Regions from separate parts of the Homo sapiens genome. Here region 2 is linked to region 1. The links are chromatin contacts, found by Hi-C or POLR2A ChIA-PET in ENCODE. All regions are on one chromosome and are shown on one strand. Each heading gives the region's core, a stretch centred on a gene start or an enhancer-like site at or near the end of the contact. The rest is flanking DNA. Distances are from core to core; before and after follow the strand shown.

What was found. Hi-C counts contacts between places; a loop is a spot of excess contacts on that map. ChIA-PET counts read pairs that join two places held with the same protein, here RNA polymerase II (POLR2A). Pooled maps may share reads with other maps.
Region 2: a loop to region 1 is called in a map of dorsolateral prefrontal cortex, with 2.0 times the contacts of the local background. The contact joins the promoter of SKI here to the enhancer-like site in region 1. A Hi-C loop is called at or near these places in 2 of 168 maps with a recorded cell type or tissue (CD8-positive, alpha-beta T cell and dorsolateral prefrontal cortex), 7 of 37 single-sample maps with no recorded cell type and 13 of 50 pooled maps. POLR2A ChIA-PET finds 5 or more read pairs at or near these places in 7 of 52 experiments (CD4-positive, alpha-beta memory T cell, K562, PC-9 and 4 more).

The regions. Positions count from the first base shown.
Region 1 is chr1:2,134,428-2,141,162 of GRCh38, reverse strand. PRKCZ (protein kinase C zeta) reads right to left here. Exons shown (of 18, transcript NM_002744.6): 5 at 5,816-5,901. Among named protein-coding and RNA genes, the nearest start is that of PRKCZ-AS1, 46 kb to the left of the region's middle. RefSeq lists enhancers at 622-1,205, 3,301-4,249. Within about 2 kb of position 2,867, at least 6 of the 41 ENCODE cell types and tissues checked have a DNase peak (open chromatin) inside an H3K27ac peak, as active enhancers do; they include dorsolateral prefrontal cortex, where a contact is called at or near this core.
Region 2 is chr1:2,224,668-2,230,845 of GRCh38, reverse strand. It overlaps SKI (SKI proto-oncogene), which reads right to left and starts at 2,527. Exons shown (of 7, transcript NM_003036.4): 1 at 1,111-2,527. The coding sequence starts at 2,079. RefSeq lists a silencer at 2,697-3,466 and enhancers at 3,786-4,606, 5,961-6,178.

The DNA.
Region 1 (6,735 bases), core at 1,618-4,117:
TGTCAAAAGCTCTTGTTTCAAATCTATATTTGAATAGTAACATTTCAGGAAATGTGACATTAAAAAAATAAAACCTAAACCCCAAGTTTCCATTCTCAGAAACTCAGAGGAATTCATAGATTAATGGGTAAAAACGTTTTAAGTACGTCTTACATGCTGCCAACTTGTTCCTTGCTCATATTCCCTCCCTCCGACAGCCTCGCGCCTCGCTCTGTTCCCCAGGCTGGAGTGCAGTGGTACGATCTTGGCTCACTGCAGCCTCCGCCTCCTGGGTTCAAGCGATTCTCCTGTCTCAGCCTCCTGAGTAGCTGGGATTATAGGCACCTGCCACCACGTCCGGCTGATTTTTTATTTTTAGTAGAGACAAAGTTTCGCCATGTTGGCCAGGCTCGTCTCGAACCCCTGACCTCAGGTGATCTGCCCGCTCCAGCCTCCCAAAGTGCTGGGATTACAGGTGTGAGCTACTGCACCTGGCCTCCCTGCTCACATTTTCTTTCTTTTTTTTTGAGACGGAGTCTCACTCTGTCACCCAAGCTGGAGTACAGTGGCATGTTCTCAGCTCACTGAAACCTCCAGCTCCCTGGTTCAAGCCATTCCCCTGCCTCAGCCTACCGAGTACCTGGGATTACAGGCACCCACCACCACGCCTGGCTAAATTTTTGTTGTATTTTTAGTAGAGACAGTGTTTCACTATGTTGACCAGGCTGGTCTCGAACTCCTGACCTCAGGCACTCCGCCTGCCTCGGCCTCCCAAAGTGCTGGGATTACATGCGTGAGCCACCGCGCCCGGCCTCCTGCTCATATTTTCAATCGCCCATTTTCATGTTTTAGACCTGTCACACCCTTACCTATTCTGATGGTTGGAGCCTCTGTCTGGGCTTTTACCAGCTTGGACTCAGGATATCCTGCTTCCCACTGTGTTTTGTGGTTTTCCATTGCGAGCTCAGATGCCTGATTTATTTATCATCAGGAATTCTTTGATGCTGGCTTGAAAAGGAATTGCATTGGCCTCTGCCAGCCACCTGAGGGCACTGCTTGGACCAAATCTGACAGGCACTGCTGCTCATGGATGGCATCTTCTGATCTCCCTTCCCCACCCTCACTCTCTATAGCCTCTTCTCCAGGGACCCAAGTGGTCACTCCTCTGTCCACTCATGATAAAGGCCAAAGTCTTGGGCCATCCACCCAGCTGTCCCTGCGGCACTTGTGCCCTATGTGCCACCAGCAGAGGGCTCTCCAGCAGCCACAGCTCAGAGACGTGGCCCTACCATGGTTTATACCCCACGTGGTGGAGTGGGTTGTTCACAGCAAAGGGAGTAGCTAACTCCAGACACGATTCCCACTCTTGCTTGTAAAAATAATGCTGAGCTGATCTTCCCCATACACAAACCTCCGAATGACGGGTGATTTCTTTTGAAGAGAGGCAGGATGGGAACATCGCTGCACATTTCTGCGTGATTTCCAGAGAGTAGGGTCCATGCCTGTCCCACATCCCCAGGGTTGGCAGACCCCATGACAGCAACCCTGGGCTTTAATTACTTTTTTGTTGTTTTGTTTTTGTTTTGTGTTGTTTTGAGACAGAGTCCTGCTCTGTCGCCCAGGCTGGAGTGCAGTGGTGCCATCTCGGCTCACTACAACCTCTGCCTCCCGGGTTCAAGCAATTCTCTGCCTCAGCCTCCCGAGTAGCTGGGATTAGAGGAACCCACCACCACGCCTGGCTACTTTTTTTGTATTTTTAGTAGACACGGGGTTTCACCAACTTGGCCAGGCTGGTCTTGAACTGCTGACCTCGTGATCCACCCACCTCGGCCTCCCAAAGTGCTGGAATTACAGGCGTGAGCCACCACGCCCGGCCGGCTTTAATTACTTTTAACATCTTTGATGTTGACAGAGAAAATGTCTTGTGTTTCCCTGATCACCTGTGGAGGTCATGCTGTCCTCATCTCTAAACAATTACAGTCTTACTTCATTAACCATTCACACCGGTTCTCAGCTTCTCGGTCCCAGCATTTACCAAAAGCCTTTGTGTAGGAGCTCTTCAATTCTAAGTGTGAGATGTCTGGATCTCTTCTGGGTTTTACGTGCTACAAACCCCTTTCCTGTATGTTTTTTGCATTTAATTTGGAAACTGAAAAAATCTGAAAATTCTGTGTGGCTGAGTCTAAAGACCCTCTGGTCCTCACTGCCCGGTTTTTCTCCAGAGATCTGCACAGCTTCTAGGTTTCTTCTTTTTATTTATTTGAGACGGAGTCTCACTCTGTCGCCCAGTGGCACAATCTCAGCTCACCGCAACCCCCGCCTCCTGGGTTCAAGTGATTCTCCTGCCTCAGACTCCTGAGTAGCTGGGATTACAGGCACGTGCCACCACGCCTGGCTAATTTTTGTATTTTTAGTACAGATGGGTTTCACCATGTTGGCCAGATGGATCTTGAACTCCTGGCCTCAAGCGATCACCCATCTCGGCCTCCCAAAGTGCTGGGATTACAGGCGTGAGCCACTGCGCCGGGCCCTGTGATTTTTTTTTAACCTCAATCCACCTGCCGTTTACTGTGATGGGAGCCAGCAGCCTGGATTCCTACCCACCTCACCCCCCATTCCTGGGCTGATAATTAACCAATCACCTCCTCAGGATTTACTGGAGGATCCCTTCCCTCCTCTGCAAGAAGTGCTCAGCCCTGGGCCAGCTCTGACCCAGCAGTTCTGTTCCACTGAGTGGGCTTCCCTGCCACCCCCGGCACCATCCTTCATGGAGGAGGCAGCCCCTCCTCACCTCCTTCTTCAGAACCTCGCTGGCTCTCTCCCTTTGGCTCCCCCACTGAACGCTTCCTTCTCAAAGTCCAAGGGCAGTGCTTTCAAGTGCACAGAAAGAGCTGGGCGGGGAGCCCAGTCCCCAGCGACGGATGCCCACTCTTTCATCCTCGCTTCACCAACAAAGAGGACGGAAAAGTCTCTCTTCTCCTGGGTGCTTGTTCCCCTTTAAGTCTTACTGATTCACACAAAACCAAGTGCTTTCCTCCTGAAATGCCCCTTTTAAGTGACAGCAGAGGTGATCTGAGTGGTCCTGCAATTAACATGAAGTGAGCACTACATGGAGCGGCTCTGAGGTCCGGACAGAGAACGTTACGAGCAGGTGGCGAGATCAGAGCCCGGGCACAATTAGGCGGGAATCGGACAGGCTGAACTGCAGGGCAGCCGCCCTCCCTGAGCAGTCAGGTTGCAGGCTTTCGGGCCACTCTCGCCTTGGCCTCTGTGTTTGTGAAACTGGCTCGTTCACACGCCCAGAAGGGCTGTACCTCCACAGCAGAGCGGGGCTGTGGTGGGTCCACCTGCCACCCTTTCCTCCAGTGTCTGCAGGAAGGAAAGGAAAAGCTTTTGCTCACTGGTGGTGGTGGGGAGGGGGAGGGTCACTTATGGTCTGCACCTGCCATCGGCAGAATGGACTTTTCTCCTCAAAGCTGCACAGTGAGAGGCCACACCCTGTGCTGCCCGGAGCCCTGGCCCATGTCACTGGGTGGGTAGGGTTCACTCTGGGCTAATCCGTCATGCAGAATGACAGAAGAGACAGATACAGAGGAGGCCATGTGGAGACGGAAACAGAGGTGAGTGGTTCCTCTGCCAGCACAGGAACAAGGCTGCCCGCAGCTACCAGTGGCTGCGGGGGAAGGAGGGCGCAGCCCTGCGGCACTGTAATGGGTCACACCAGGCGCCGACTTGACTGGGTTGAAGGATGCCTAGAGAACTGGTGAAGTATTGCATCTGGGTGTGTCTATGAGGGCGCTGCCCTGAGACTGGTATTTGAGTCAGTGGACTGGGAGGGCAAGACCCACCCTCAATGTGGGTGGGCGGTGGCGTCCAATCAGCTGCCAGTGCGGCTGGGGCAAAGCAGGCGGAAGCAGGTGGGAGAAGCAGTTTTCCTGGGTCTTCTGGCTTTCATCTTTCTCCCATGCTGGATGCTTCCTGCCACTCGTCCTACCCTGGGACATCAGATTCCAGGTTCTTGGGCCTTTAGACTCCGGGACTTATTAGTGGTTTGCCGGGGGCTCTGGAGCCTCTGGCAGAGGCTGAAGGCTGCACTGTCGGCTTCCCTGCTTCTGAGGCTTTTGGACTCGGAGTGAGCCACTGCTGGCTTCTTTCTTCCCCAGCCTGCAGCTGGCCTATCGTAAGACTTCGTCTTGTGCGCCCGAGGGCCAGTTCTCCCTAATCAACTCCCTTTCATGTACATGCATCCCATTGGTACCATCCCTCTGGAGAACCCTGACTCATAAAGACACCTTCGTTTTGGACTTCCAGCCCCAGACTGCCGGAGAGCAAGTTTCCATTGTTTAAGCTGCCAGTTAGTGGTGCTGTGTTCTGCAGCCCCAGAAGACTCACAACGTGTGTCCTCAGAAAAGGCGGCCAGGGTGGGCTGGGGTGCGGACGGGATCTCTGTGCTGCAACACTCCCTGGCACCATACTCCACAGATATTCCCAATGTGGCCACCTCCAGCCACACTCTCCTGAGTCCCAGCCTGAGCCAAACTGCCTGTTCACCCACACCCACCTGCCCTAAGCACACAGCCGCCTAGGCTCCCCATTTCCTGGTGTCCCCAACCTCGTCCTCAGGGCCTCCCAGACACTGGCTGGACTCTCCCGTGCCTGCCACATCCTCGGTGCTCCTGGCATCTCCTCTGCACTGACCTCCCAGGCAGTATGATCAGATGCCTCCTCCTCCAGGAAGTCCTCTGGGCTCTCCAGGCAATGTCCAGGTCTTCCTAGTGCTGACCTGCTCATCTCCTGGAGCCTAGTTCCCACCACACCCCTCTTCAGTCACTCAGGAGCTTGTCCTGCATCCTCACCTGTGTTAGCCCCAAGAGGAATGGGAGTCCAGACCCACTCTTGCCACATGACAGGGACCGAGCACACGCAGGGGCAGGAGGAGTGGCTCACATGAACAGAACTTCCTGATGGTCTAGAGGGCAGACCATGGGAGTAGAAGGAGGGGCAGGTGACTTGAGGCCGCTCCAGGAGACAGAGGTGCCGTACACCCAGCGGAGGTTGACACGTGAGGCCACGTGGCAGGTGAGTGTGGAATGCAAAGGTAGCCCCAGGGCCACCGCTCCTGTGAGGGGCTGTCAGGGGCTCTGTGTGGAGTCCCGCAGTGGGGACAGGCCCTGTATACTTCCACGCACCCCCAAGACACTCCCTGTGTGGGACCAACTCCAGGGCCACCAAGGCACACCCAGACACCTCCCCTTCCACTGTGAAACAGAACAATTACAAAAGCATCTGAATCACCCATTTCATAGGAACTAGAAAAGCATCATAAAGAGAAACAAGGAAAATAAGCTAAGTGTCCTCTGGAAAGGGCCCCCGTGGGTGGCCGCTGGGAAGACAGAGGCCCAAGCAGGGATGGGGCTGAAGGAGCTTCCAGGGTTCACGGAGACTCTTAGCTACTAGGCAACACTGTGTGCGGCTGAAAACACACACCCTGGCGCTACATGCGGATGGAATGCGGCCGCCCCACTCTGGATGCAGGCAGGCTGGGGCCTCAGGCCAGTGAGCCCTGAGCCCTGATAAGAGTCACACAGCCAGGCAGACACAGACAGCATTCACTGGGCAGCCACCACGCAGGGAAAGGCCCGGAGGGCACTTCCCGCCTCAGACAGCCCTAGTCAAAGCCTCATCCTGCACCAGAGAAAGCATTTCTGTAACCTTGCCCTCGGGCGCCAAAAAGAGCCCAGCCTGGGCTCAGCGGGACGTGCCTCCCCTCCTCTCTCTTTGCTTTTAAAAGTAACAAAAGGCCCCTTGAGGGACTAGTCCCAAGGGGGCCACTCACCCTGTTAAAGCGCTTGGCTTGGAAGAGGTGGCCGTTGGCACGGTACAGCTTCCTCCATCTTCTGGCTCCCCGGCGGTAGATAGATTCTGGAAAGGATATGAGAAAGGTGTAAAGAAACAGCGTGGCAGCCACGAGCCCACGCAGGGTGCAGCTGCGACAGGCCACTCCCGTCCAGGTGGTGGCGGCCGCAGCGTCCTCCCAGGCAGGGAAGGCAGGGCTGGAATGACGGCCTCCCGGAGGCCTCTCTCTGCCCCTCCTCACATGATCCTCATGGTGTCACGGCCTCGGCGGCTGGAGACAGAGGCCCAGGTGTGGATGGAGCCAGGTGTCCTCGCAGGGCGGACAGGATCCACCACGGGACGGCCGCTTGCTGACAGTGGAGCCGTGAAGTCACCCCAGGCCAACGCAGGCCGGGTCCGTCTGTCCCCTGCCTGTTTTCCTTTCCACCCCCCTCCTCCCCAGGCAGCCCTGTGAAAAACAGGCCTTTTTTTCCGCACAGGGATAGTTCAAACGGGCCTCAATATTTACACATGACTGTCAGAGGAGGAAGAGTGGACGCCACAGTGGAGCCTGGGCCAGGCTAAGGTGCAGAGCGCCACTGACTTCACTTCAACAACTCGCCAGACGCAAGCGGCGCGAGGCCCCGGGCTCTCCAGTCGAGTTTCCTTTAACCTAATAAATCTCAGGGCAGGAGAGCCAAACCGACCGTGCACCCGTTTCCATTCGCAAGTTACCAAAAACATCATCTTTATAACATGCATTTGACAGTCCAGCCCATGCGGACTGTGCCTCTTATGAGAAAGGCGGCACCAAGCCTGTAACCAGACGGCTGGTCTTGTCCTTCCTCAACACCGTGTCCCACTTTGCTCCTCCAAAACTCTTTGAAACGGATGTGTGTGTAAACAGAATCTTCAGAAACG
Region 2 (6,178 bases), core at 1,278-3,777, 90 kb before region 1:
CATCTATTCACAGATTTAGAAAAAAAAAGTTTGATGCAATAGCTGAATTAATTAGGCCTCCCAAGAATAGCTGAGCCAATGCAGCATTCTGTGTGTGCAATTTAATAAGCCTGGATATTTAAAAGAAAAGTTACAAATACTTGGGGAGGTACGCAACGGAAAGTTCCTGAGGACCCCACTGAGTAATTTCGGCACCTCGTGGCCTGGGAGCTGCCCATGCCGGATCCCATAGATCCTCCAACTGGCAAACAACAAAGCCAGGCCAGCAGCCTCCCTCTCCGGCGCACCCCTCTGCGTTTCAGAGGGAGAGAAGGAAATGGGTGAGTCCAAAGCAAATCGCAGGCCGCCAGTAACTCCAGCACGCGGGCCCAGGAGCCTGCTGACCAGGCCCCTCAGCCGGGTGCCAAATGGCCCTCACCCCACACGGCGGACTCTGGGATTTGGTCCCTGGCAGGCCCAGGGAGACCAACCAGCACAGTGCTGGAGCCGCCAAGTCTCGGGCCCCTGCCACTGAAGCCTGGACACCTGGCTTCATTTTGTGTCTGTGTCCCAAAACTTCAAGGCACCAAACAGGGAGCGGGAGCCAGTAACAAAACCAGGCCTCGCCTCACCCAAGCTCTGTCTCCTGGGGCCCAAAGGCAGGCAGCCCTCCGTCTTCGAGGCTGGGTGCCTTCGGGGCGAGGACAGCCACCTTCACCCCAACCCCAAGAAAGACCTGGGCCTGAGGCATCCGGGCCGTGGCCCAGCTGGACCTAACTTCCCTGACCTGGGGCAGGCCGCTTTCTCGGGAGCATGAGGCCTGTGCCTTCCTATCTGGGCAATGCCTGTGGGCCTGCGGGCCTTCCCCACACACCAGGCCTGGCCCCCCACCCCACCGCCACAGCCCGCACTCCAGGCTCGTCCTGGGGAACGGGCAGGAGGGCCTTCCTACCAAACTCTCTGGCCCTGCCAGTCGGAACACTCTGAATTTCCCTAAAACAAAGCGAAGACTGGAGACATGGGGCACGGCAGAAGCACAGGTCCCAGCCTTCGGAGACCAGAGCCTGTAGTCCAGAAGGGGCCCCCACCCCAAGCGCATCCTCCCCAGCTCCCAGGCCTGGGGCCACTCACCCGGGGCACCCGCCGCTTGTACTTGTTGCCATAGTCGAATTTCTCCTTCACGTCGTCCAGGCAGCGGCCGAGGCGCGCCTGCTCCTCCTTGCCCGTGTAATCCTGGCTCAGCAGGATGTAGGCCCGCCAGTTGGCCGAGTCGAAGCCCCAGTGGCAGGTCCGGTTCTCCAGGGCCTTGTGCGAGTGCACCACGAACTTGTGCGGCGGGTACATGAGGCGGCAGTCCAGGCACTGGATGCAGGCGGCGCTCGGGCTGCTGTAGAGCTCGGGCACCAGCAGCCCCTTACACTTGCCGAAGCACTCGTGGTACACGCGGACGCTGCGCTCGCTGAGCTCCAGGCCCAGCGCCAGGCTGGCGGCCAGCTCCTTCTTGCAGGGCGGCGGGTAGGCGCCGCCGTAGAGCAGCGCGTTGCACAGGCGCTCGGCGTCCGTCTTGGTGATGAGCCCGCACGAGGGCGCCGAGAAGGGCAGGATGCCCATGACTTTGAGGATCTCCAGCTGGTCGGCCGTGCAGCGCGAGCAGTAGATGTGGAGCTCGTCGCACACCGCGTTGATCTGCTGCAGCGAGAAGTCGCGCAGCACCGAGTTGAGAATCTGCGGCAGACACAGGCGCTTCTCGCCTCCCACCACGAAGCACGAGATGGTCTCGCCTTCCAGTACGGTCTCGCAGCGCTCGGTGGAGCGGTCGGACGGCATGAAGAAGGGCCCGGGCAGCACGGGCGGCGGCGGCTGGATGGCGGGCAGGTGCAGCACGGGCGGCGGCTCGGTGGCTGCGGGCACCGGCGCCGGCACCGCGGCCGCGCCCGCCTCCTTGGCGCTCTCCTTCTTGTAGGCCTCCTGCGCCCAGCGCGCCGAGAAAGCGGCCGGGCCGCCCAGCGAGCTCATGGAGCTCAGGTGGAACTGCTCCAGCGTCTTCTGCAGCCCCGGGTGCGGCTGGAAACAGCCGCGGCCGCCTGCCGCCGCCTCCATGGTGCGCTCCGGCTCCCCCGGCCGCTCCCGCTCCCGCGCGCCCGGGCCCCCCCGGCCCCCGCCGCCGCCCCGCGCGCCCCGGCGGCGCCCGCGGCCCCGACCCCGGCCGCCCCCCGCCGCCGGCTCACGGCCGATCACGGCCGCGGCCTCGCCCGGGGGCGCGAAGGGGAAGGCGGGCGGGGCGAAGGGGTCCCGCCGCTGGAGCCCGCCGCCGCCCGGGCCCGGCGCCACATCCACGCGCCCCGCGCCGCGCCCGCCGCCGCCCGGGCCCCCCGCGCGTCCCCCGCGCGCCCCCCGGGCTCTAGGCGCGGGGCATGCCCCGGCGCGCGCCGCCAACGCCAACGCCAACGCTCGCGGGCCCGGGGCTCGCGGGGGGCGCGCGGGCAGGTGCCGGCGCCGCGAGGCGCGAATCGCCGCGGCGGCCGAGGCCGAGGGGCCCGGGAGGAGCGGGGGCGCGGGCGCGGGGCCCGCCGGGCCGTCCTCGCGCGGCGCGCCGCCGCCGCCCCGCTCCTCCCACCGCGAGGCGCCCGCCCGGCTCGTCCCGGCGGCGCTGGCCGGCCGCGTCGCGCCCGCCGCCGGCCCCCGGCCCGCCCGCCCGCCGGCTCCGCGGCCCGCCCGCCCGGCTTCCGGGGCGGCGGAGGCGCCTCTCGCCCGCGGCCCTCAGAGCGCGGCGGCGGCGCGGGGCTCGGGGCGCTCGGCGCACATCCTCCCGGCGGCTCGCTCCGGCTCGGACTGAGCGCCCGGCGCTGAGCTCACGCCGCCGCCGCGCCGCCCCGCCCCGCGCCGCCCGCTCCGCCCCGCGCCGGCCCCGCCCCCCGCGCTGTTTGTTGCCGTGCGTCCGCCTCAGCCCTAGCGCTGGCCAAGAATGTGACCCGCTCCCCAGCCGGGCTCTTCCAGGAACGCGCGCTCCCCGCCCGGACTCGGCCGCGCTCGGCTCCGCTCGCCCGGGACTCGGCCACGCTCGGACCCGCCCTGCCATGACTCGGCTCCGCTCGGCCGGGACTCGGCTACGCTCGGCCATGCTCGACTCCGCTCGGCCCCGCTCGGCCCCGCCCGCCGAGGGCCGCTGGGCGCGGGCGGAGGCGGAGGCGGCGGTGGCGCCCGGGGCCCCCCTTCCGGCCGAGGCCGCTTCCTGCGCCGCTGGGAAGGCGCCCGTCTCGCCGCCGTCGGGGCCCAGAAACCCACAGGCCCCCGCCACGACCGCAAACCAGCTGGGGGCGGCCGGGGGGCCACGCCACGCACCCGGGGTTCTCCCAGGGTGGGACACCACACAGCGGGGAGGCCCCGGACGCCTCTGGGGTCCCACACACTACCGGGACGCCACACGGTGACCTGGGGTCCCACACACGAGGGGGACAGCGGCCACGCCCAGGGACCCTGCGCCGAGACGGGCACCGCGTCGCGTGACCCTGGCGGCGCAGCCCGGCGGCCCCCGCTGCGCCGTGGCCGGTGGCTCGGTGGCCGAGTGTCCGCGGCTCCCGGCCGCGCCGGCCCCGCCCCGCCCGCCGGCCCCTGGCGGAGTGTCCCTGCTGCGCGGGCCGGGGGCTTCGGGCCTGGGAGGGGCGGCGCCCGGTGCCCCAGACGCAGCCGGTCTGCCAGCCACTCCTGCCAGGTGGCTTATCAGGACTTCGGCCCCGCGGGGCCCGGCGTTCGGGCCGGCGAGACCCCTGACCTCCGCCCCGGGGCCGTGGAGCGCTGAGACGTCTTTCGGGGTCGGATCGGCCGGCCCTCCACGCCTGGCCACGCAGTGGGAGAGACTCAAGCCTTGGCAGGGCGGGGAGCGGGAAGCCCGGGGCCCCGAAGTTGGACAGTCGGCCGGGTGGTCTCCAGGGGAGGCAGCTTCCAGCGAGGCCTGCGGGCGCAGGGACGCAATGGTGTGTTTGGGGAGGGGCAGGGCTCGGTCTGTGCTCGCCTGAGGCGGAGGGACATGCCCCACGGGCCGGGGGTGCCCAAGCTGGCCTGGGTGCTGGGCGGAGGCGAGAGGGCCACGCCGCTGCAACCTGAGTGACCTTCAGCTGGGACCTCCTGCCCCTCACTTCCCCAGTGGAGGCTGGAACCTGCCTCAAACCAGCACTCCTGGGCGCAGTTCCTATCCTGGGGGAGCCGGCCCGGAGTCCCTGTGCAGGTCTTGGCCGGACCTGCGGCAGGGCAGGTGTCTAGAGAGGCAGCCAGGACCTACCTGTAGGTGACCCCAGGGCGGCTCCATACTCCCTCTCTCCGCTGCCTTGGGGGTTGTCTCCTTGTCCTCACACTCCACACTGTCCCCCGACTCTTCCCATTCACTCCGTTGGCCCCCACAATTGGAGGCCAGGCTTTCTCTGTGTGTTCACACACCAGAAAGCTGGGTAAGAAGATCATTTCCTTAAAAGTGATATTTAACCCGGCAAGGTGGCTCACGCCTGTAATCCCAGCACTTTGGGAAGATAAGGCAGGCGCATCGCTTGAGCCCAGGAGTTCAAGACTAGCCTGGGCGATATAGTGAGACCCTGTCTACAAAAAATAATTTTTTTTTTTAATTAGCCGGGCATGGTGGCCTGCACCTGTGGTCTCAGCTACTTGAGAAGCTGAGGTGGGAAGATTGCTTGAGCCCAGAAGGTTGGGGCTGCGGGGAGCCGTGCTTGAGCCTCTGCACTCCATCCTGGGTGATAGGGACACACCCTTTTTTTGAGACAGACCCTGTCTCAAAAAAAAAAAAAGGGTCAGCCTCAGTGGCTCATGCCTGTAATCCCAGCACTTTGGGAGGCCGAGGCAGGCGGATCACGAGGTCAGGAGATCGAGACCATCCTGGCTAACGGTGAAACCCCGTCTCCACTAAAAATGCAAAAAATTAGCTGGGCGTGGTGGTGGGCGCCTGTAGTCCCAGCTACTCAGGAGGCTGAGGCAGGAGAATGGCGTGAACCTGGGAGGCGGAGCTTGCAGTGAGCCGAGACTGCGCCACTGCACCCCAGCCTGGGCGACAGAGCGAGACTCCGTCTAAAAAAAAAAAAAGGATATTCAGTCCAGACGCAGGGGCTCACGCCTGTAATCCCACCACTTTGAGAGGCTGAGGCGGGTGGATTATTTGAGATCAGGAGTTGGAGACCAGCCTGGCCAACATGGTGAAACCCCCTCTCTACTAAATATACAAAAATCAGCCGGGCATGGTGGCACATGCCTGTAATCCCAGCTACTCGGGAGGCTGAGGCAGGAGAATCGCTTGAACCTGGCAGGTGGAGATTGCAGTGAGCTGAGACTGCACCACTGCACTCCAGCCTGGGCGATGGAGTGAGACTCTGTCTCAAAAAAAAAAAAAAAAAAAATAGAAAAGGGACTTATTTGTTTTCCTGGAGATAGTTTCGTTGGCCCACGTTTTGGACAAAACACAGCTAGTGTTGCACTTGACGTTGTCACTTCCTTCCATCTGGATTTGAATTCCATACAACTCAGTCAAATTGTAACTCAGAGAAGGTGGTTGCAGCCAGGCCTGCTGGGAAGTGTCTCCAATCAAGCAGAGAATTCCTCTGGCTCCTCTGGTGGACCAGGGGCTCTGTGCAGGGCCCCTAGCATGGGCAGTGCCCACCCAGAGCCTCTGCTTCCTTCTGTGCCTCTGGCTTTGCAGGGTCCTAGCCAGGGACCAACACTTTGTCCAGAGTGCGGACCCCTGGGAAGTAGCCATAGGTGTGCCATGGAGTGAAGGTGCGGGGACAGGTGAGGGCCTCCAGTTGGTCTCTGAAGCTACCTCCACCTTTGTGGACTCTTGAGACTTCCTTCCCCCAATATGTCAGAGCTTCCAGAGGAAGGCACCCACCCCACCAAGGGTCAGAGCAGCCACGCCTAGAGGGAGCCACCAGGGTCCACTTTTCTTCCTGAGCTTGGCAGGGAAGAGGGTGGGGGGTGTCTCCCGCCTGCTGGCCTTCCACCCTCCAGCCCCGCCCAGCAGCTGCCCAGGCCAGTCGCCCACGCGGGCCACCATACTGGCAGGCCGCGGGTTAAGGCTGCAGGCACAGCCACAGCGCGGAGTAGGGTGGGATGGACGTGGTGCCTGCCCAGAGAAGCCCTGGCATGCGGGCAAAGGCAGGGACCTCCCAGCTTTCTCCCTGGCCCCTACCACGGTGACAGG